Regions from separate parts of the Homo sapiens genome. Here all the other regions are linked to region 1. Evidence: chromatin loops called from intact Hi-C (ENCODE). Cell type or tissue: PC-3. All regions are shown on one strand. Region 1 overlaps PPP1R1C (protein phosphatase 1 regulatory inhibitor subunit 1C). Region 2 has its middle 32 kb from the start of PPP1R1C. Region 3 overlaps CERKL (CERK like autophagy regulator). Region 4 has its middle 65 kb from the start of DNAJC10. Region 5 has its middle 63 kb from the start of NEUROD1. Region 6 has its middle 110 kb from the start of NEUROD1.

Region 1 (4,000 bases):
GGAAGTAGGAAGTAGAAGTAAGGCACAAGATGGCTGCAGGAGATATGAGAGCAGGCTGCCTGATGAGCAGAGGCAGAAACACATAAAATTTACACACCATCACTGCGTAGGACAAAGATGATCAAAACAATGATTCAGTCACTAAGAAAATAATTACACTATTTCTATTGTAATGCATATTTTAAAAGGCAGGAAAGTGGTTTGAATCCCACTTTTCAAAAGCATTTTTAAATTCTTGTTGACAATTAACTCTATGCACTACTCTATGTCCATTTCAGGTTAAACTATGAAGTCTGAGCATCTCACTTCAAATTTTGGAGTTTCCTTTTGGGTTTCAATTGATAATCTTGAGATGATAAGCTTTGCCTCAACTTACAGTACTTCTGTGAAAAAATATATTTTATGTATCAAAAATTGTCACTGGATGATAATGCTCACATTATGTAAAAATAGGTCTCAAAACATATTTTTGTGTGGCAAAAATAAAAAAATTAAAGTAGTTTAAATGCTTTTTTTAGTATATGCTTATAATGTATTATTTTATCTTTAAGTTTTACATTTAGTCCCACAGCTTATTATGTTGATTTTTGCCTTGAAAAAGTTTACTCTGTGATTGTAGGAATTAGTCTGGATCTTTTAGAACAGTTCTTAATATCTCTAAAGTTATCTATAAATCAAGGATTTTGAACTTTTTTTTTTCTTTTCTTTTTTTTTTTTTTTTTTTTTTTTTTTTTTTTTTTTTTTTTGAGACGGAGTCTCGCTTTGTCTCCTGGCTCACTGCAAGCTCTGCCTCCCAGGTTCACGCCATTCTCCTGCCTCAGCCTCCTGAGTAGCTGGGACTACAGGTGCCCGCTACCACGCCCGACTAATTTTTTTTTTTTGTATGAACTTCTATAATAGAAAAAAGGGACCAAAAGAGAAATCCTCTCCTACTGTCTGTTCATCTTTTTTAAAAATGCAAGCAAGAAGTACTTGTTCCTGCCTTTGATGTTATTGAAGAAATAATATATGTAAAAATCAGGAGAATGGAGGGAAAGAGCATTGGATCTGTGATTTCATACACTGCACTCATTTATGCTTTAAGTCCTGATGGTTAATGAAGTCAATCAGAACCCCCCCACCCCAAACCTCCTAACTCTACCATTATTCCTTGATGTAATTCCCTCTTTGTGCAATAAGTTAATTAGTACTTTTACAATAATTTTCTTCAAAATACTTTTCTATTAATCTTTCTCAATTATGTATGGCTGTAGTATCTTGCTTATGCTATTTTCTTCAACATTTTAATTTTTCTACTATTAACAAACTTAATTGGATTTTAAATAACACATCTGTAAATCCTACCACGAAGAAATATGGAAGAGTGTTGTTTGCCAAAGATTCTTAGCCTATCTGATGTTGATCCCTGTATACTCCTTTGTACCAGTCTTACTCATCCTAAACTTTGTAAAAATAATAATGGAATTAGTTTTTCTTTGGGCCTTTCTTAGAAGATGGTAGGCAGTGTCATTTGATTATTATTAATTAATTTTTTACAGTTACTTGGGCATACAAATGTGTCCTAGACATAATGAAAACTTCTAGTCTACCTTCAAATTTTTAGAAAATTACTACGTGAATACTCATTTGTGTAAATGAAAACGAAAACTCTCTTTTATGACCTCAAAGAACCTCAAAGAATGGCAAAATAGGTTTCAAGTTTCAGATATGTAAACATTGCTACATTAAACTGTTTGTTTTAAAGTAACATAAAATGTCATAAACTTACTTTTTTTGGATTAAGATACATTTTGTGAGAGCTGAACCATGATAAAAAGGAGAAACGCCTGATCGTCTTAATTTTTATGTGAATCGACTTTAATTAACATATAAATGTTTTGAAAAATATCACAGGGCCTCACTGGCAATGTCAAAGCTTTATTTCATTTTATTAAGATTAATTAATTGTTGAATCACCACATGTCCCATGTTTTACTTATAAGGCCAAACCAAAGAATTCTTTGCATCTATATCAGCATCCTTAGCTTTTCAGACAGGCATTTTAATCTCTTCTGATCTCTGAGATAAATATATTTTTTCACGTAATTATGTAATTACTCAATAGACCAGAGCAGATCCCATGGAGCCACTGCAGTGTGTGCTGTATAAATAATGTTCTGTTCTACCCCTGATAATTGGCCAGTAGAGCCTCCTAGGAGAGTTTTTATCCCTTGAATAAACACTACATAGGCAAGGAGGGTTGACTCAGTATTTTCTTCATTGGCAATGAAACAGAAGCACTTCACACTCAGTGCTTATTAGATCATTTTAAAAAGAACACAGTGCTTATGACCCTACAGCTCCCTCTGCTGGTTCACAAAGTTTAAAAAGTACAAGTAGAAAATAATGTTTAAGAAGTGGAACCCTTGCCGGGCGTGGTGGCTCACGCCTGTAATGCCAACCCTTTGGGAGGCCAAGGAGGACGGCTTGAGATCAGGAGTTTGAGACCAGTCTGGCTAACATGGTAAAACCCCTATCTCTACTTGAAAATGCAAAAAAATTAGCCGGGTGTGTGGCGCACACCTGTTGTCCCAGCTACTCCGGAGTCTGAGGCAGGAGAATCGCTTGAGCCCGGGTGGCAGAGGCTGCAGTGAGCTGAGACCGTGCCACTGCACTCCAGCCTGGGTGAAAAGAACCTGAGCCCCTTAGGAGAAAAATATGTCATTTTTGGTATGAAATGGGGTTAAACTAAGGGAATAAGCAACAGAAAGTCTTCTTATTTTTATGATTATTAAATTGTGAGCCACCTTACTCACCATCTGTCTTTAATCATCCAAGCATATGTATTCCTGTCGTGTCTTACTTTTTGCAGTAAAAAGCAGGCTCTAGATAGAGTAGGCAGGTATTTTTTTCAGGACAACCGTAACCAAAGTGAGCTTCATGAGTCTATCAGCCCCACATTAACAGCTCTATTCCTTCATAAGGCAGATTATTATTCATAGGGGTCCTTAAGGTACCTTTACTCCATATGAAGGAGTGGCAAATGAAAGATGTAAAGAAATGAACATCTTCTTCAGACTGACTAGTTAAAATCCTATGTATCTCATCTTTCTGATATTGATAACCACCTTCATTTGGTACGGGAAAAAATAGCAGAAAGAAGGAGAACTGGAGTAGGAGAAACGTGGGCTTGAATCCCAGCTCTGACAATTCAAATCTGTGTCGTCTTCTTCCAGTTATTTAACCTTTATACTCTTTCTTGTTCACATCTATAATTTGAAGATAACCTCAGAGAGTCATGTGAGTGAAAAATAAAGTAATATATGTATAGTGCCCAATATGTAGCAGGTGTGTTTTAATTGTAGTAAACACTACTCCTGAGAAATCTGGGTTTCTGCCCCAACCAACAGAATGACACAGAGAATGTCAAAGAGAAATCATTTCCCTTCCAAACATTCTGAAAGTATGGCCAGGCAACATACAGTCAATCATATAAAATACATAGTTTTTATTTAAAGAAGTTAATGTGATGTGACTTTTCCATAGTTACACAATCTGCAATCAAATTCTATTTATTTTTTGATATGGAGACAAGATCAGAAATATAGTTGACTCTACAGAATTGTAGGTTCCAGAAACCATTAAATCAGGCTATAAAAGAAGCTATGTAAACACTATATTCTGATGAAGAGGATTTAGATAATGAGTTGTAGAGGTTGTCATAGATTATTACAAATAAATTCACGTCTCTGATAGCTCTCTATTGCTACTTACATAGCAGATGTGTTTATTTTAGTATATTAGGTTTTGACAAGACAGTAAACAATGGTTTTATAATCTAATAGCTAGATAAGGAAAAATGGTTTGAGCCTAATGTCTTACGTATTCTGAACAACAGTTTGCCTTCAGGTAATGCTGCGCTGTGTCTTGTTCCCTATACACAGGTTAGGTCATTCTTTATTATCAGGTAATAAAAAATAATAGAGGAAGTATAAGCAGTGGCTAAGTGCAAAAATCTGAA
Region 2 (4,000 bases), 120 kb before region 1:
ATTATGTGCTAACATCTCACTTGGTATAGGGAAAAACTGCAAGAATTTTTTAGAGAGGTGGACCTAGTTTCAAATCCATTACTACTATAAGAATATACTATTTCTGAAACTCAATTTCCTTGTCTGTAGAGCAAAAAAATTACTCCATAGTACCACAGTGGAGGATAAATAAAATAAGATGAATATGATACACAATTATAAAATAACTGTGTGACCTTAAGCAAATTACAAATGTCATGTCTCTGTTCCTCAGTTTGCCCACCCCATTGTGTTGTCAATGACATGTTATATCACTGTTTGAAGGACTTTACAGCAAAAAAAGGTATTCTTATAAATGCTCAGTAGATGTCAAGCTTAATTTTGTATGTGTCCAAAATTAAACCTTTACATTTTAGTTACATAAAAAGGTCCTTTAAGTGAGGGTAAGAGAACATTTAAACTGAAAGTTATATATACTAGGCCTGAAATTTTTAATGGCCTTATTTAAAATGAATATAAAGGTACTTAAGGAAGGTAGCAGTTGTAGGCTTTCTTTTCTTAGGAAATCAATACTCATAAAACTCAAGGTTGGAAATGAGAATTAAAAACCACAGTGAGTTTATTTTAAAACATGTAGTCTGTCATCTTTATTTTCCCTTTGGATTACATAGTGTTTATACCCTGAGGTCTATTTATGTTGCTGCAACTCTTTCACTGACTTTGAAGTGAACTTTGTATGGTGCTAGAATCAGAGCACTAGGGCTTAGAGATCATGTATTCCAACCCTCTCATTTAAAAAGAGTAAATTAAGGTAAGAGAGTAAAGCGAATTTCCCTGATATCTTTGTTTCCTCTGAGATGTAAAAATCTCTGTTGTTCTTAACCACCAGGCTAAGTTCAGTGACAGCAAGAGTCATCCTAGTTCAGCCCCTAACATGGCCCCTGATCCTCCCCTTAACCTAGACAGTGCCTGGCACTTAGCAGACACTCCACTTATAGTTCTGGAAAAAAAGCACTTATCTCTGAGCAAAGTCTTTTACTCTCATTAGAAACTCTCTGGCATTCCTGGTATGGCTTAGGAGACTAATCACTGATAATAAATAAATAAATAAATAAATAAATAAATAAATAAATAATAAATTCCTGCTGTTCTTCTCCCAAATACATGCCTCATGGAGTTGCCTGCAGGAGAAAGAGTTCCACAGCAAATCAATACCTGCAATTTAAAGGATTCTACTCTTGCCAGGTGTGATGGCTCATGCTTGTAATCCCAGCACTTTGGGAGGCTGGGGTAGGAGGATTGCTTGGGGCCAGGAATTTGAAACCATCCTGGTCAATATAGCAAGACCCCGTCTTTACAAAAAAATTAAAAATTTAGCTAGGCGTGGTGTTGCCCACCTGTAGTCCCAGCTACTCAGGTGGCTGAGGCATGAGGATTGCTTGAGGGATTGCTTGAGCCTGGGAGGTCAAGGCGGAAGTGAGCTGTGATCGCACCACTGTACTCCAGGCTGGGTGACAGGGTGAGAGGCTCTCTCAAAAACAAACAAACACACAAAAACGAGGATTCTATTCTTGTAACTTCAAACCAATAAAAATAAGGATTCTACTCTTATAACTTCTCACCAGCAGATTCATTTAAAACCATTATTTCTTCTGTCCAGAGCATCCTAATACATGCAACTGCTCTCATCCAACTGGCAAGCACACAGATTTACTAGCAAAGTTTAGTACCTGTTGGTCAGAAGACTGCCTATTTCTTCTGGGTATCTCTTCAATGTTCCAGGAAACAAATTTCATTTATTCTTATAAGTCTGACTGTCCCAGACAAAGTTACTGTATGTACAAAAATCTGTGTATTTCTTTTGGTGTGATTCAGATGCAAGCAGAAATGAATTTTATTCATATTGTTATCTTTAAGACTGTGTGGGTTGGAGAAGGATTCATAGACAACAAAACAGGAAAAGATTAAGTCAAACAAAACAACTTAGTGGTTTTGTAATTTTGGAGGCTTTTGTCTGAAGGGAGATAGCTAAAGCTTGACAAAGGCTTCCTATGTGTGAGTAGAAGAGACAGCTCTTTTCCCTCTTCATTGGGGCAAGCACCATAGTAATTAGATTTAAAGGACACCAATAGACTTTTTTATTAGAACCAGATAACTTTCTGGTGTTTCTCAAATGAGAGAAAGGCACCTCCATGGAATGTCTTTCATCCGTTTTCAAATTCTACCAAGCCCAGTTCTTCTGCAAACTTCACCTAATGTATGTGTGATCTACAGCTGTGGTTTACAAACTGAATTCAGGTGGCCAGGCAGGGACCCCTCCCCCCGCGCCCCACTACCCGCTAACCGCCTCCCGCCACACACACACACACACACACACACACACACACCCCGCGCGCGCGCACACACACACACCCCACCCCACCACCCCGACCTCCACATACATTCCCCCGACCCCCTCCAGCAGTGAAGTCTAAGAGCACCGCGAAGTAATTTAAATTTTCGAGGGAAAGCACAGCGCCATCTGTCGGACATCATGCCAATTACTCTTGTTAAGTTCCTACCTGACGGTTACTTTATACTTTGAACTGCTAGGTACTCCTTTTGGCCTAAGGACACAGTGAAAAATGTACCGAGACCTTGGAGAGCCACGAACCAAGAAACTTCAGAAACCTCTGATATCTGATCAAGAGTTAAGAGACGTCAGAATCATCACAACTGACAAAAGGTTAGGAAAAAATTCTAAACATTTCTATTTCCTACAGACTTCCCCATTATATTTTTGGCTGCCTAAACAGAAACAGACTTCCATGATCAGGAGCTGGGCTCTGGCAGTTAACATTTTATTGCCATTTTACTGGTTATGAACTCTTTCTATGATATCTTCGTATCTATATGAATAGATAGGTGATATGTATCAGTATGTATGTGTTTAAAGAGAGATTTTTTTTCCCTAGGCATGTCTCCATACATAAATATTTTTAAAAGTTAAAAACATGGGTTCCATGTTTCGAAATGGCTAGGACAGGAGCTGTGGAGTTCTCAAATCCTAATTGAGGGCTGTCTCAGGGAAAGGTGCTGATACAAAAATCAGTCTCATCCTAGGTGACCTCTGTCAGCTTTATAAGCTCTTTGATGACTTATTATTCCATTTATAAAACAAAGAGAATAATACAGATGTTATTGAGGTTCGTGTTTATAAAATATTCTAAGATGGCCAGATGAAAAGTGTGACTCACAGGAAATGCCAAATCTGAAATAAATCATCCTTCTGAGTCACAACAAATACCTTTCAATGTGATGGAAACTTGATATTTGAAAACTCCCTTGATTAGATTCCTGTTTTCATCAGCTGTACTTTTCCTATGAAATTTGTTTACATATTTCTTTCCTCTTTACCATGCTTTCAAATTGGTTGACATTTATAACTTGAAAGAGGACCATTGAAAAATTACTTAAGGGAGACCAGCACAAATACAATTTTTTTTTCCACCAGGGAAAGGCCATGTGCGTGTGTTTAAATGTAATTATCGTTTCCCTTTTGATTTTTGTCAATCAAGGAAATAGTGTTACTAAAATGTCTGATTGTTTTATCTCATCACTACCAACAAAAACTGTTCCATTACAGTCTGTGAGGCTTTCTATTTTAGAGTGTTTTCTAGGCAATATGTGGTAATTCAAAGAGATCAAAGTAAATGTCTCCACCTCAATTCATACAAGCCTTGATAATAATATATTTTCAAAACTTGTCCATTCTAAAGTAACATTTGTCTACTAAGCCCTTTTTTGGGGGAAATTTAAATTAGTGGGAGGAGCTTATACACTATCTTTTTCATAAATAACACTTTTCTTGATTATTAAGAAGTAAATAAAATGATCTTCAATTCTAGCACACAGAGATAAGCGCCATTGAAATGTTGGTGTGCTTTGGTCTAGTCTTTTGTCTATGCATGTTTTAATATTATATACTTTTTAAATTTTATTAATCTCATTTTGTGTTACAGTTTCTTTTTTATTAAGTTGT
Region 3 (4,000 bases), 500 kb before region 1:
CTTTCAAATAAAGTACGAATTCGATCTTACTATGACATAATTTTTGAAACTGAAACTAACAGTATTATGACCACCTTTCTGTAGTATAATATACAAAGTTTCAAATATATTATTTCAACTACAAAAATAACACTGTAAGATAGGCAGGAAGACTAAAACTTTTCAAATATTCACAGGTTTATTCAAGAAATATTTTTCATAAATATTGAGCCAATATGCATACTAAAATGGTTTTATAAGCAAATGATGTAATTTTATAAATTTGCCTGTAGGAGGAGTGTTAGGCAGCTAATAATTAGCCATTCTGCACAAATGTAAGTAAATTCTAAATTTGCTTTACGGAATATTCTATTGTTTTATGTTTAAATATGGTACTTAGTAATATTTACAAATTTAGAGAAAAAAATCCTAGAACATAATAGTTTTGTCTCCAATACAATTAAGAAGGAAAGCACATTTAGATGATTTCCTCTGCCTTAGTTCAGGCCTTGTATATCAGTTTTCTTGTCTCCAATCTCTTTTTCTCTCTTCCTTTTTAATTTTAATTCTGCTGGTGGAGTCATCTTTGCCAAACCAGATTGCAACAGTATGATAAAAAAAAATTTACACCAACTGTGGATCAATACACGATGAGTAAACTGCTGAGTGCAGCTTAAGGATCCATCCATAACCTGGAATTATACCTCCTGTAGTATACATTGTTGAGAGCCTTCCTAGAAGTCATTTTGCCCTTTCTTCTCCCTAACAGAATCCAGATTCAGCTGAGGCATTTCAGTCATCAGGAAAAGGGGATCTGTCCTCAGCCCCTGGGAAGAGTCTTGATGGTTAAATAAATGATTATTCCAGATTGACTGCGCTAATACAGTATCTGTGCCCAAACTTAAAAAAGGAAATTTTAATTCATCTTCAGGATTAAAGCATGTTGGGTCTCTCTTGCACACATATGCACACCTCTCCCCATCCCACTGGATATTAATAAGAAAGGATGAAATTCACTGGCAGCTATTTTATGATGATAGAGTAAGATTTCAGATAATGTAAAAACTGAGGAAAGTAGAGCAAAGTTATGGCACAAACTCTCCAGATGTATGGGTGTAACACACATGGACTCTCTCACATACACACACTCTCTCTCTCCGCCCCCCCTCCCAACTTTTACAGTACATGCCTGTTAGCCTGACTTCCTTCCCTCATTTTTTGTCTGCCTCTTAAAAACTGCCTAGTTCAAATGCTTTTCTTGAATCTTCCGATCAAAATATCACCTCTGAGACATCAAAGTTCTTTTATGTATACCCCAGTTATAATGGTTTTAAGCATTTTTTTGAATCTCTAATAATGTAGAAAGTCATCCAAGTATGATAGCTTATTCATCTCGCATCCTGCACTATGTTGAACACAGAGCAAGCATACAATGAGATTCCTGAAGTGAATGCTATATAGCAATATCCATGTTAAGCTGCTTTGTAGTATTCACATGTAAAAGCAATGAACAAAATAGTCATTGAGTATGCCAATATGTTTATTCAACTTTTAATTGTCTCACCCTAATACAAATCTCAAACTTTTCCTTCAGCCAATCTTTGGAAATCTTCAGTAGAAAGAAAACATAAATCTGAATTTTCTCTTTTACTTGTAAATCACCTCTAAATAAGCCGAAGGTCACAAACATAAAGGTTAACTTCTTCACTATAACTTTATTTTAATTCAAAAATTCCTCTTGAGTTTTTCATGGTAGTTTCTCTCGAACCTCTATAGTTATAGGCACATTTCATGGGGGCTGACCTTCCTACAAAACTTGCTTTTTTTTTTTTTTTGAACTTTCTTCTACCTCAATCCATCAGATCACTAGGTGTAGGTTTCAATGATATTATTAACATCTTGAAACTTATCTCCTTTGTTTACAGCTGAGTAAAGCCACATCACTGTGAATCCCTTCCCTAGGAATCTATAACTGGGACTAGGAAGTTCCAATTGCACTCTGGGCTTGTCCCCTGAGTAGGCTTATTTTATAATACTTTTCATCAATTAAAATTTATTGCAAATTTCCACTGTTAGCGAAGCCACATAGAAATAAAGCTAGGAAGGTTGCGATTCTCCATAGCATCGACTCTTCTACTCAGTTCCCCACCATACGAAAATAAGTCTCAAAGAAACAAAGAAATGTGACTACCAAATTAAAAAAATCAAAAAGGATATTACTAATCATCTATTAAGTTTAGCATTAACAAGTTTCTATTTTCCTTGGCACAAACCTAAGTACATTTCTTAGTTTAGACAACAAATTTAAGCTTCTAGCATCTCTAAATTCATCTATTAATAAAACCAGCAGTTCAGTGCTTAGTTTTGACCTAACCACCAGGGGTCAGAGTCAGAACGAAAACAACCCAAGGAAGAATTCCATGGAAAGACATCAACTATATAAGTGAGCAAAAAATCAATTTCTTGCCTAACTGCAAAATTAACGTGTAAGTAGCAAACATCTCCATGAAGATGTAAACAAGTATACAGCTTCCTTTGTAATTATATCTAACAATTGTTTAAGTCTGAAAAAATATCTGAAAAAATTCTAAAGAGAAAATATTAATATTCTAATAAAAATAACAAAAATAATTAAATTATAACCCTCGAGCTGGCTGCAGTAGGTTATGAAGACGTAAAAATGCTATAGATATTACAAGTAGTTTCCCAAGTTTGCATTAAGGACAAATTCAGATTATTTTGCTTTTGTATGTTTTTGTAGATGGTGAAATTATATTCTGAAAATTACTTACTTGTTACATCAGTTTTTATTCCTGCAAGCTTCAACAGAGGTTCAACCTTCTCATAATAAACCTGGGTAGCTTCTTTTTTGTGACTTTGGGGGTTAAGGAGTATTTTTAATGACTTCGGTCTGTTTGGAAAGCCTAAGAAGAAATTTTAAAGACAAAGTTGTAAAGTCCTTGTCATCATTTTTTTTCTTTCCCTTTAAAATGACACACAAGTCTGTTAGAATGTTATATGCATTTAAATAGTATTTGCTATTTTTATTTGAAATTCTTGCAAGAGTATTCTGAATATAACTTTATTTGAAAACATTTTCCTAGCTGTGAAATAGGTATATCCCTCTTAAAATAAATCATGAGTTAGAACAATATATTTAATTTATGAAGGAAGATGCAAAAAAAAGAGGCAACTTTGTGAATATTAGGCAGTGCTATGTGTATTTACCAAACCACAATATATCAAATGTTCTTTTAGCATTTGTTTCTGGAAAAAAAGCAATGGACTGTAACAAATAGAAGGGTACATTTCCTCTCCTTAGCTAAATGTGCTCATTATTGGAATTGGGCACCCCAGTGACCCCAGGGCTACCAACGCCTGACCTACTGATGAGTCCAGTGCAGAACAGAGGAAGCAGGGATGGGTCAGTGTCAGTACCAAGTGCAGTGCATGCTGGGAGTTAAAAAGAGGGTTTCGGTCAGAGTTCAAGCCTGAAAAGGGGCCAGGGGAGAAAGAACTCTTTTGGGAATTGGGAAAGCAACGCCTCTCAGCAGGGATTCAATGATAGTGCTGCCTCACAGTTGGGGCTGAGATTTGATACTACAATTTTCTGGGCTTGCAAGATGCTTATCTCTTCGAACCCAGTTGGAGCAGGTGCAAAGCAAATTTTCTGTTGTTAGGAAGGGGCAGGAGGGACTGAGGAGCAAAAAGAAAGCTGACAACCGTTTCTTTTACGGTAAGCTGCTCTCAGAGGGCCACGTTTAAAGATTAAACAAGCAGTTATTAACATCTATTTTTAATAAAAACCATTACTAAAAAGACAAGTGAAAATTGTCCACTACAAGAAGTCAGTGTTTCATACATCAAGTAGAGAGAATATTTTACTTCTCATTATATTTGATACAATAAAGTATTTCAACAGGACATACTGTTTTGATTTTAGGGAGAGTTTTAGACGAGGAAGAGATAGGGTCATGATAAACTCCTTAAACATTCCTGGTGAAACTGCCTAGGGCCCTTT
Region 4 (4,000 bases), 570 kb after region 1:
GCTACTAGGTAAAGGGTACCAGAGCAAGTGCTCATATCAGGACAGTCAAACAAGAGGTGTCCCTACAAGTGGGTGGGGAAACACAGCAATGGGAATGTAGAATGGAAAAATTGTGAGGTGTGTGTAAGTGGCAGCAGGTAGCAGGCCCCTCTGGTGGCCTAGAATACATCTGAAACTATCATCTTCAGGCATAGAAAGAAGAAAATGAGATGTGAGTTAGTTGAGAAGAAACTGGATAGCTGAGAGATTACCAAGATAAGATTCAGACATATTAAAAACAATCTTGGTACCCACTGCCTGGCGACAGGGTATGTGGTAGCAGCTTTGTGCAACATAAGTTATTAGCACAGAAACCAAAATCAGAATAGGAAAAGCAACATGAGCTATTCCTAACACTTCAGTTCCCCTTGGTCAGAGGTAGGAAAGTTGAGCCTACAAATAGGAATAAAGTCCCAGCCGTAGAACATAGAGAGACGCAGGAAGCTAAAGAGGTTTTTTCAGGGGGCAGGTAAACCTTGTTCAATCATGAAATGATGTTCAAGAGAGACATCTACTGGCCGGGAGCAGTGGCTGACAATTGTAATTCCAGCACTTTGGGAGGCCAAGGTGGGAGGGTCTCTTGAGCCCAGCAGTTCGAGACCAGCCTGGGCAATATACCAAGACCCCACTCTATACAAAAAAAAAAAAAAAAAAATTGAGATGGAGTCTCGCTTTTTCACCCAGGCTTGATTGCAGGGGCGCAATCTCAGTTCACTGCAACCTCTGCCTCCCAGGTTTAGGCAATTATTTGCCTCAGCCTCCCAAGTAGCTGGGATTACAGGCGCCTGCCACCACGTCCGGCTAATTTTTGTATTTTTAGTAGAAACAGGGTTTCACCATCTTGGCCAGGCTGGTCTTAAACTCCTGACCTTGTGATCCATCCACCTCAGCCTCCCAAAGTGCTGGGATTACAGGTGTGAGCCACTGTGCCCGGCCTACAAAAAAATTTTTTTTTAAATTAGCCAGACATGGTAGCTCATGCTTGTAGTCTCAGCTACTCGGAAGGTTGAGATAAGAGGATCACTTGAGCCCAGGAGTTTGAGGCTGCAGTGAGCTGTGATCATATCTAGGTGTGATCGTACTCCAGCCTAGGTGATAGAGCGAGACTCTCTCTCCAAAAAAGAGAGAGAGAGACATCTGCTGCCAGCAAAAAGATCCTAGATCTATCCATAGGTTTAAAACACACATGGCTTTAGGTGCCAGGTAGATGAGGAAATGTATAAGGGCACAGGGTCTCAGACTATGGGAAAACGCAAGTATTGTTTAGTATTTAGAATGCAATCACTGAAATGCAGTCTAACTCAGATTTTTAAAAACCTACTAACAAGCAAAACTGGTCTCTGGGCTAAATAAAATCCCAGGAGACCAGGTTTTAACATGAATGGCCCAGAGCAGAGAGCACAGATACAAATATGTAGTGTGATGTATTCAATAACATTAAAAGTTATTTTTTTAACTTCAGATTCAGACTTAAGGAACATTCAGTTAGCACCTACTATAACCTAGGAATGAGGCCCTCCTATATACATTTCATGTGCATGGAAATAGGGAAGAACCAGGCTACTTGAATCAAAACACTTTGATAACCTTATTCCCCAGAAAGCATCTCAAAATTCTGATTTCATGTCTACAATAATGATAAAAATGACAGTAGTAGTAATAACAGTTATACAAGGTAATTAAGTAAAATGTCATAAAGTAATGTAGGGATAACAATTATACCTATACATATTGTAACTCTAACTTTTTTAACGTAAGTATACTCTCTTGAGAAATTAATTGTATCCTCGGCATTAAAGAACTTAAACCATCCCAACTGAAAACACTTGAAAGAGAACAGGAAAATCCCACTGCTCCATGCTGACAACTGATATTCAAGATCTTGCGTAAGAATTCTAACCTTCTTGGAAGTATTCACAATGACTTTTAAATATCTGCCTTCATGTTACATTTAAAAAGGCTTCTTGAAAAACAATAGGAGTAGAGTGCCCTCTAGAGTCTTATTTGTGTTTTGTTTTTTGGGTTTTTGTTTTGTTTTGTTTTGTTTTTTTCCAGATGGAGTTTCGCTCTTGTTGCCCAGACTGGAGTGCAATGGCATGATCTTTACTCACTGCAACCTCTGCCTCCCAGGTTCAGGCAATTCCCCTGCCTCAGACTCCTGAGTAGCTGGGATTACAGGCACCTGCCATCACACCCAGCCAATTTTTGTATTTTTAGTAGAGATAGGGGTTCACCATGTTGGCCAGCCTGGTCTTGAACTCCTGACCTCAAGTGGTCCACCCGCCTTGGCCTCCCAAAGTGCTAGGATTACAGGTATGAGCCACCACACCTGGCCTTGTATTTTTAATGCCAAATTAGGGGGGTAGATAATTTGATCATTTCTGGCTGCAGTCATTGAAATTGAGAAATGTGAAAAATTTGACTATTGCTGCTACAAAAATGTATCTCTTTACAAAATTTAGTATGATCTTTTTCCTCCCAAGAGAAATCTCTTTGAACATTACCTATCTACATAGTTAGAACAGACAAAAATATTAAAGATTTGTATTGAAAATGTGTTAATTTGTATTCTACTTTCTATGTCCTACACATACAAATTTATTCAAAGGAATTCTAATATCAGTATGACTATTTCATCTTTTGTGTGCACTTTTTAAAAACTTATACATTCATTTCAGTCCATAAGTTACCAAAAGGGAAACAATATTTGTTAATCTAACATTTGAGGCTTCTACCTAAAATTTATACAACGCATTTGGGTAACTAATAAACGCTTTTACACATAGGTGCATTAACATACACTGATTAAAATAAAGGCATAGCTAGAAATGTCTTCGCCCCACTTAAGACATACAGATCATCACAAGGCTGTGATGGCAGGCCTAATAGGAATATGTGAAGCCTAAAGCTGCAAACTTGGAATCTGCAGTTTAACAAAAGATAGGCTTTGCTTTTACATCTAGCACTCCACTATTTATCAAGGAAGTCAGGGATCCAACATACTTAGCTCTAAAATGGGATAATATTGACAGCTGAGCTTATTATGTATTTTTAATGTATCAATTGTAAAAATTTATAGGAGGGCTGTATAGATCATAAATAGCAATGCATATAAGGTATGTTTTCTGTTTTTCACATAAAATGGAGAGTTCAGCCAAGTTAGGTCATCCTTGAATAAAAACATGAAGCATTCTCCCAGTATTATTGCAGACTGCTCTTCAAGCTTCTTTGCCAATGTTTTCTCCTCACATATATATTACCTGTCCCTTGACTATAAGTGTTTTAAATATTCTTTGGGACTCTTCCCTATGACCTGTCTAATTTCACTGCTGAAATTCTCCCTAGAGAAATTTTTCCCTCCCAGGTCTTTAGATTCCTTCTGCAGTCTAGAAACACACTTACCTCTCTAGATCGACCTCCTACGATCTGGATCCCTATTTCAACTGCCTATTTTACACCTCCTTCATCCTCAGCGTCAGAGGAACCCTAGGCCTGAGATCAAAGACATACAATAGAGATCTGAGGCAAGATGTCGTCACTGCAAAATGAGTCAAAACATGCATGGAACTATCCTCCCCAGCCACAGCCGGATAAAAAGGTATAGCTCACAGGATGTGAGGTGGGGCACATCCTCTTGACGCAGTCCACCCCTGGTACCATTGAGACCCACTTGTACCCTATATTAAATGCAATTCATCACTGAGTGTTCAAGGTGGTGGCCTCTTCAAAAAGCTTCATATACAACAGTTACAGGTAGAAACTACAAATGCTGCAACTGGTACCCAAATCATAATTCATATTCATATTTCACTTCTCTATTACACTTTGTAATTTCTCTCTCCCTTTTGTCCATCAGGTTGCTCAGTCCCTCTTTTGCTGATATAGGTTGCTTGTCTAATGGAGTCACCCAAACCTTCAGCTGATTCTGAGTTCTTAGTTGTTTTGTTCTTACCATGTTATG
Region 5 (4,000 bases), 330 kb before region 1:
AAATACAACAGAAGACAATGGCTGGCCCTCTCTGGCATGGTCAGTCTACAGCCAAGTATGAGCTGATTGAGTGTTGCACCTGTCCAACAAAATCAGGACGTGTTCTTATTTCCTAGAGGTCATTGTAAGGGACTGTGAGGGTGTAGACAAGTCAGCAGCAATCAGATACACTGAACACTCTTGGACTAACTCACCTTGCCCAGGTGACATTTTTGCATGTTTGTTTATTTCAGGACAGGAGAAAGAGAACCAGAAATTTGAGCTGTTTTGCATGGCAAATGTGGACAATCTTTAGAAAAAAAAATTTCTCGTTATTACTTTTAGTTGGCATTAGGACTGGACTCCAGTTCTCTCCTCAGGAAAGTAGAGTGTTGGGCCTGTTTGGCTCCTTCATTGGAACCAATAGGAGAGAAGCAACAAGTGAAGGGGGAAATGACTTAATTGAATAGTTTGTAACTTTGAAACATGCCATAATCCGTTTCCGTATTCCACAGAGAACGCACTTGATTTTCCTTGATGATTTTCCACTCCTGCCCTGAGCATTTGCAGAGTGTAAATCAGAGACTGAGAGGCACCAGCAGCCCATTCTACTCCTGGGATAATAAAAACACATGCCCTAGAGCTTCAGTTAGTGGGTTCCCAACCCATCAACAAATGGAATTTCTAACATTGCTCCCTAGTGATTGTATTAATGGGATAATTTTCTCTGACAGGATGTATTTTTTCTGAAATTATCTGAAGTTTCCTCTTCCAAACTCTATCTTACTGCCCACTCCCATGATTATCTCCTTGTGCAATGGAAAACAATATCAACCCCCATGTTAGTTTTCTATTTTTAGACCTGGTTTGGTCAGTCTATACAGTAAAATGGTTTATATTTAGCTCCTAAGTTTCTCCTGTTAGTAATTCAGACTCGTCACTCCCTTAGTCATTTTTATTGGCTGGTTGGTTGTCAGTTTCATGATGCTTGACCTAAGAATGAAGACAGTATTTCCAGGGATAGCTCATAAGGGTGGGGTCAGATATTTTTGTCTATAGACTATAATGAATCTATATATACCTTGGAAGCCAGTCTAACTTCTTACCCTTTTTCAACCCATATATTTTTAGCCTCACATGATAAATTCTGAGTTATTTTTATTAATGATATCTTCTCATCTTGGAAAACAGTTCCTATGGTATGTTGTTATCCCTAGAACTTAGCCCATATGCCTGCAACATAGTTAGAACTCAAGATATACTTGATGAATAAATGAATAAATAAATGATTCAAACATTACTGGTAAGAGTTATTTCCAAATTATTTTTTGTCTGGATTTATAAGATTAAATTTTTTTTCTATTTTTCTTTAACATCTTTTAGTGTTTTACTTCAATTGAGGTGTGTTATCAGTTCAACTATTAGAGTACAATCTCATACTCTACAAGCACATATGTCCATGTTTTGCATAAAATTTGTGGGGTCACATGACTTCAATGATCTTTGCCATAGGATTTCTGGCCTGGTAAGTGACTTTAGAAATCATCTGGTCTGATTCCAACATTTTGTAGACTTTAAACCTGACAACTAGGAAAGATTCTACGGGATATAGTTAAATGTTTTCTATTATAATCTTCTCTTTTGTTCACACTTTATTCTTTGTATTTGAAGACCATACCATGTCGTCCGGAATGGTCAACTCTTTCATACCACTCAAACATACATTTTTTTCTTACATTTGAAAATCTAGCTACTGTTTTAAAGGACTTATCTCCATCTGTGTTTCAAATTCAGCAATTTGCAAGCTCTCTGGTGATCCACTGATGATCCCTGAAGTTTCCTAGATCAAAACGGTTAATTCTAGATAGTTAAAAGTTGACCTTTTAGAGTTCTGAGATTCATTGAGGTCCATAATCAGCATCCATCTGAGGTTCTTGCTGTGGTCTCTTTTCTGCATGTAATTATTTTCCTTCGTATGTTTGCCCTTTTGATTATACGTGGAATTTTGAGGTTGGTCGCTTGGTGGCACTGTAGTTAATAGCTTGATTTTCTTGTGTATTTTTCCACTGCCTTCATAGCTTTTGTTTTTAAATTGCAATTATGTGAAATATGTGCGACTTTTAAATTCTGCTGCAGGTGAAATGATTTAATGACTCTTGACTTCTGGATTAATTTTAAGCATTATAAACATTGTGAAAACAGACTCTTGCTAATAATGATCATTATCGTAATGGCTTGAGGCATAATCATTTACTAACATTAGCCAAGTGATTAAAATCCATCATGAGTTTAATTTGAAAAAATTTTGTTCCTTTGCAATAAATGGCTAATGATATTAGCCTCATCTTTGTGAGGCCAAAACTTATCATATGACTTTGTACTTTCACTACTTGATAGAAATCTTCTCTTTTTAACACAGGCCATATTATCCCTATTGTTTACCAAGCCTGTGGTGTTCTCTATATTGGTACTGAACTGGGCCATGTGGTGCACAATGTACATGCAATTGTCACTTTTCTTTTATGGCCCTGCTATTTGATAATTTGTCATTTTACAAAGCAAGTGACCTTAACAGATGTTAAAATTAATTACCATGGCCAGTCAAACCTGTAGGGAAAGGGAAACATTCTCATTTTATGACTCATTTTTGTCAAAACTGGTTATGATATTTATAATAATCAGATTTTTTGATATATTTGTATAACTTTGTAACGATGCCTTTAAAAAGTGTCCAATCTTAAAGTTAGTAATAATTTTCCAAAAATATTATCTTTCAACTGATTTTTTTTCTTTCTACCTCTTCTCTCTACAACCCTCTGCCCTGCTCACAGACCAGCATTCTGGAGAGACTGAGTTTTGAAACAACCGAAGGAAAGTGATTAGAGAGCAAGTGTGTAGTTGCCATTTTTTTCCCCCCACAAAGAACCTGAGTCTGGACTTTAAATTTACTTACTGCCTCATTATTTCCTTTGATGAATCGTGCAAAAATCTTGACCTTCAAGGGTACTCTACCCAGCAGATGCCCATGAGGATAATGATCTTATTTCCAAAACACCTTAAACAATTAGAAAAGGAAAAAAATAAGTATAACAAACAACCCCCAGAATAAACAAACTTTGGCAACTGTGGAAGGGAAAAACCTGTATTTCTTAATGGGTACTATTTTGTTTCCAGAAGTTTTCCCCAAACGAAACAACCAGGTGAATATCGCACACTGACTGATATTAGAGATTAGCCTTCCACAGGCTCACTGATGAACTGTAATCTTTATGGCTGTGTTAGCTGTTTCCTCTTCAAAACAAGTCAATGTTGTTATTCTCATTTTTTAAAGAACCAGAGAGACCCACGATGGAGAATTAACATGCCCAAGATTGTTTAGTGAGTGGGTAGAAGGCATGTTAATTGGCCATTGAATGCTATGTAAAAACTACACACTTGCTCTCTAATCAATTTCTTTCAGTTATTTCAAAACTCAATCTCTTCAGAATGCTGGTCTGTGAGCAGGGCAGAGGATTGCAGAGGTAAGAGGTAAAAAGAATAAAAATCCCCGAAGGAAAATCATAAAATTTAAAAGTCACATACAGAATTTACTATTACATATATGTGTGTGTGTATGTGTGTGTGTGGTTTTTTTTTAATTTTTTTTTTTGAGATGGAATCTCACTCTTGTTGCCCAGGCTGGAGTGCAATGGTGCAACCTTGGCTCACTGCAACCTCCACCTCCTGGGTTCAAGCGATTCTCCTGCCTCAGCCTCCTGAGTAGCTGAAATTACAGGTGCCTGCCACCACGCCTGGCTAATTTTTTGTATTTTTAGTAAAGATGGGGTTTTCTCCATGTTGGCCAGGCTGGTCTTGAACTCTTGACCTTAGGTGATCCACCCCACTCGGCCTCCCAAAGGCCTGGGATTACAGGTGTGAACCACTGCGCCTGGCCTACTATAATATCTTAATGAGGTAAAAGTCACAGATTTTCAGTCAAATTATGAGCATTAGTAACTCCCTGAGCTAAAGCTAGCCATTA
Region 6 (4,000 bases), 290 kb before region 1:
AAGATGTCAGATAAGATCCAGATTGAAACTGGCCATTGGTGTTAGCAACACAAAGGTCACTGGTGACTTAAACAAGAGTAGTTTAGGCAGAGTGGTATTCAGATTGAAGTAGGTTAAGAAGTATATACATATTTGAAATATTTTAATACATTTTGTAAAAGGAAGAAAGAAATTCAAGATAGCAAGCCTTGCAAAGTTTGGCTGTGAAGGAGAGCAGGACAGGAGGGTTGTGTGTGTGTTAAGATGAAAAAGACTTAGGCAAGTTTAAATGCTGTTGAAAGGGAATGTTAAGGGGGAGAGTTAATGAGAGGAAATGAGTTTGAGGATACAGTGAGGGGGAGAGTAGAGATAATAGTGCAAAGTCTATATAGAAGGTGATCACAGATGGGATTCACAAGACACATGGAGGAATTTGGGCTTAGATAGGAGGGGGAATCCTTTCCTCCCCTGTAACAGCAGGGAAGTTAAAGAGAGGTGAGAGTAGCTGTGGACAAGCAGGTCACAGACTTTTTTTGATGGGAGGCCAAGGCTATGTTATCATCTAACGTGTATATTTTCCCAGAATATTAAAAGGCTATACATTTACTTTCTTCTAGTTCATATTGTACACTATGCTGAGATTCCCTTCTCTGCCTATAATTAATTCAAATCAGTGATATGTTAGGGTAGTGACTTCTCTAAAACTTCAGGCCATATAACTAGGTATATTGTGTCAGGGCGCTATGCTATTCTTATAAAATAAAGAGTTCTACAATTACATTTGGTCATTAATATCACCAGAAAATCTCACACATATCCATAGAATGAAATGTTTTGCTACCTTCCCAAGAGAGAATAATTGTGTTTTCAAAAAGGAAAAAAATATGGTATATTCATGAAAAGAATTGTTTTGAGGATTTGTTGACTTAACCAAATTTTTAAAAATGTAAGCAGTCTTATAATAGCATAATTGTTTTATGATTATTCCCAAAGTAAACTGAGTAAATATTGGAATGTGGGGCTGTTCATACATTTACACACAGTGTAAAGCAAGTATAATGATAGATACAGAGATAAGTGATTAGGTAGGTGGGTAGGTAGTGAAACTCCTTAACATCTATCCTACTGCTCCTGTTACCAGGCACATGATTAAGCTATAGCAGCTGGCTGTTGATTTAACCTTTGAGTTTTCTGGCTCCCGGCATGTAAGAATCCTAACATTATGCCTGAGCAACACTGAATAATAAGCCAGATACTGCTTTGAAAATGTGTGTGGTCCCACACATATAATTTTTTTTGATGAGCTGTTTTTCTTTTAACCTTAATCCTTTTAGTTTGTTATGAAATTCCTTATGGCATAATCACCCCCAGGAATGGCAAGGATAGAGCCTTTTCCCTCGCAACCCTCCCACCCCACCCATTTTCTTTGACGTGACAATTATTGTCTGATAATGATGTGGTAGAAACAGCAGCATGCTTGAGAATCAAGATTTAACTACGAATGAATGTCAATTCACTACTTTAACCTAGTACTTTCATTTTGATCCTGTACATGTTAGCCTTCTGATCTATGGTTCATAAGCTGTTCTATTTGAGTGTATTACTGGGAGGCAGGTGTTCTATTTGAGTGTATTACCGGCAATTACTTCCCATCATTGAAGTTAAGTAAATTTTGCCACACTTTATCTTTTGTTTTATAAATCACAGCAGGTACCATAATTCATTTCAGTAATTTATTCATAGGACAATTATATAGTTATTAATGGAATAGTAATGGAGTAAAGGTTTTCTTTTAAAACCCAAGTACTGTACCTTTAAAAATATCCTAGACTTTATCAGTCTTCTGATAACAAAATACTAATAACTTTTCATTTACATTTTAAAAGGAAACACTATATCTGTATATACTTTTTCAGTTTCTAAATTTTAGTTGTGGACTTGTAATTCCAAGTTATAAAACTGTCATTTAGAGAATATTGGGTTTTATTATTGAAATGGGAAGGTTAAAAAATGGTGATACAGAGAACATTATACATTTAAATTTTCAGGATTGGCAAATTGGGTTCATATAGGCCCCTAAAAATGTTTGTGGAAACCAACAAACAAACTGGAATAAGAGTTCAGAGAACAAGGGTCTAAGGTTATATACAACTGACTGCAAGATCTTCAGCAAATCATTCAATGTCTCTAAGCTCCTCTTTCCTGGATCATAAAAGAAGTGTATCAGACTAGACATTCGTTCTAATACTCTTTTTAGCTCTAACATTTTCAGGACAACCACACTTTATGGGTCAGAGAGTAATAACTATAAATAATGATTTATTTCTTCCAGAAAAAACATGCTCAATAAATTACTGTATTACAAAACACAGGAGGAGCCTAGCCTAATAAAAAGGACATGGAATGAGTCAGACTGAGGCTGAAATCCTAGCTTCACCATTACTGGCCTTAAGCAGTTCTGCCAGTTTCCTCACCCCTCCAGGTAGAATGCTATCTCTGCTTTATTGTTTTTATCATGGAGGATTGCTATGAAGATAAAGGTGTCAAGCACAATTTAGGTGCTCAATAGGTTATGTATGTTCTTGACTCCTTTTAAAATTTCATTGAAAATGCAAAGTATATGTGTAGTAGATGTCTAGGGGTATAAGATTAGTCACACAGTATAAGAAAGAAGCATTAAAAATGGCCAGAAAAATTCCCAAGTCACGAGATTGAGGCAAGGAGTTTCTAAATAAGGTCAGTAACTGCATACTGGGGAAGTGGGATAATGATGTTAACTCAAAGTAGAACTCCATTATAGTTAGCATTAAGAAATACACCAATGTAGGAAATAAGGCAAAGGGAATAGAAAGACTATTAAAAAATAAAAAATAAAAAAAACCATCCTCAACAAGCAGGAAGTCAATTAACTCAACAGCAAAAATCAGCCAGGTAGGAAGGTTTGTGAAGGGAAATCAGTGGAATGAGAATTTTTTCGTGTGTCCAGGCATGAGCAAGGTGCTGGGCTGAATTCTCATTAACAGACCTGACCTAAACTTTCTTGACCTCCTCTGGCTGCTTTTCTCAGTACATTTTTGACACAGAAGTGCACTGGACTAGAAATCGGAATGCTCACTCTGCTGTGCTGTGGAAATGTGATTGTAAATGAGTCTCATTACCTTGAAGCCTGTTTTCTCCTACCTAGAGAATGCATTGTAAGGAAAGAATGATGCAATATAAGCTGCTCCTAGGTCATCCATATTCCAAAGGTGCAACCCTTAATTTTCAAATCATAATTTTGGAGTGAACCTTCCAATGGTCTATTTGCTTGAAATAAGCTCCTCTCAAAGTTTTACCCCAGCTATTTCTGAGAGTTCCTCAGGGATCTCGTGATCTCTGATAGAATCCTTACAGTTTCTTCTGATCTCTTTCTTCCATTTCCCTGTTGATTCTGTTGTTGCTCACACTTTTGAGGTAATCATTTGGGAAAACGGTACCCTACAGGCATTCCTGCTCTCAGAACTGGGCAAAGGTGCTTGCTTCAACCTTCCTCCAGCCATGCTGCTCTCCATGGGGTGTGAAATCCATTGGGTTTACTTCCCCTTTTCTAGACCATGCTCTAGGTACCAAGGACTCAAGACTCTTCTGCTTAGAAGGACTTCTAAGGCCCTTCATTCTGAGGCTAACACATGCCAGTGTGCAACTCTGGGGGCTCAAAGTGCAGCAAAAGGTGACTGTTTTCTGTGGGAGTGTGTGTGGAGCTTGGAAGCATGACCTGGGATATCCACACATGGTGAGCAAGGCCCTTCCTCATATGAGACAGAGAGAGTGAGCATGGAAAAAGAAGGCTGTGGGTGTCGGCAGGAGAGAGAGGAGGGGGTGGAGAATTCTAAATTTCAACTGTCCTTCAAGTCATTATGAAGAGAGATTTGTCAAGGTAGAGGATGAGACATATTCCAGGAAATTAGGTAGCTTGATTTATAACATTTAAATATTTGGACATAGGTATGCAAGTCTCCTCTGTGCTCCTGCCCAGGCCTGT

Evidence for each region. Peaks named below come from ENCODE experiments on the same cell type or tissue, not always from the same donor. Only the 100,000 strongest peaks of a DNase experiment are listed, where the experiment ranks them.
Region 2: a loop joins it to region 1, with 5 times the contacts of the local background. A loop is called at or near these places in 19 of 110 quality-filtered maps.
Region 3: a loop joins it to region 1, with 6 times the contacts of the local background. A loop is called at or near these places in 14 of 110 quality-filtered maps.
Region 4: it touches region 1 in a loop (5-fold over the local background); 6 of 110 quality-filtered maps call a loop at or near these places.
Region 5: a loop joins it to region 1, with 10 times the contacts of the local background. A loop is called at or near these places in 93 of 110 quality-filtered maps.
Region 6: a loop joins it to region 1, with 4 times the contacts of the local background. A loop is called at or near these places in 2 of 110 quality-filtered maps.

Annotation. Positions count from the first base shown.
Region 1 is chr2:182,075,493-182,079,492 of GRCh38, forward strand. All of the region lies in intron 4 of PPP1R1C (protein phosphatase 1 regulatory inhibitor subunit 1C), which reads left to right. Among named protein-coding and RNA genes, the nearest start is that of PPP1R1C, 92 kb to the left of the region's middle. In PC-3, a CTCF peak has its summit at 2,347 (motif pointing left); a DNase peak (open chromatin) is centred at 2,309; H3K4me3 peaks cover 1,096 bases; H3K27ac peaks cover 2,250 bases.
Region 2 is chr2:181,951,931-181,955,930 of GRCh38, forward strand. It overlaps a transcript of PPP1R1C not described here. Among named protein-coding and RNA genes, the nearest start is that of PPP1R1C, 32 kb to the right of the region's middle. RefSeq lists an enhancer at 2,682-3,881. In PC-3, a CTCF peak has its summit at 2,496 (motif pointing left); DNase peaks (open chromatin) are centred at 2,511 and 3,231; H3K4me3 peaks cover 1,195 bases; H3K27ac peaks cover 1,286 bases.
Region 3 is chr2:181,570,982-181,574,981 of GRCh38, forward strand. It overlaps CERKL (CERK like autophagy regulator), which reads right to left. Exons shown (of 13, transcript NM_201548.5): 3 at 2,772-2,903. Among named protein-coding and RNA genes, the nearest start is that of CERKL, 84 kb to the right of the region's middle. In PC-3, CTCF peaks have their summits at 278 and 2,354 (motif pointing right); a DNase peak (open chromatin) is centred at 2,360.
Region 4 is chr2:182,648,933-182,652,932 of GRCh38, forward strand. It overlaps a transcript of PDE1A not described here. Among named protein-coding and RNA genes, the nearest start is that of DNAJC10, 65 kb to the right of the region's middle. RefSeq lists an enhancer at 2,919-4,000. In PC-3, CTCF peaks have their summits at 549 (motif pointing left) and 2,014 (motif pointing left); no DNase peak of the experiment used is centred here; H3K4me3 peaks cover 316 bases.
Region 5 is chr2:181,741,021-181,745,020 of GRCh38, forward strand. No RefSeq gene overlaps it. Among named protein-coding and RNA genes, the nearest start is that of NEUROD1, 63 kb to the left of the region's middle. In PC-3, a CTCF peak has its summit at 1,991 (motif pointing right); DNase peaks (open chromatin) are centred at 941 and 1,991; H3K4me3 peaks cover 409 bases; H3K27ac peaks cover 2,781 bases.
Region 6 is chr2:181,783,519-181,787,518 of GRCh38, forward strand. No RefSeq gene overlaps it. Among named protein-coding and RNA genes, the nearest start is that of NEUROD1, 110 kb to the left of the region's middle. In PC-3, no CTCF peak of the experiment used is centred here; a DNase peak (open chromatin) is centred at 2,403; H3K4me3 peaks cover 382 bases; H3K27ac peaks cover 3,227 bases.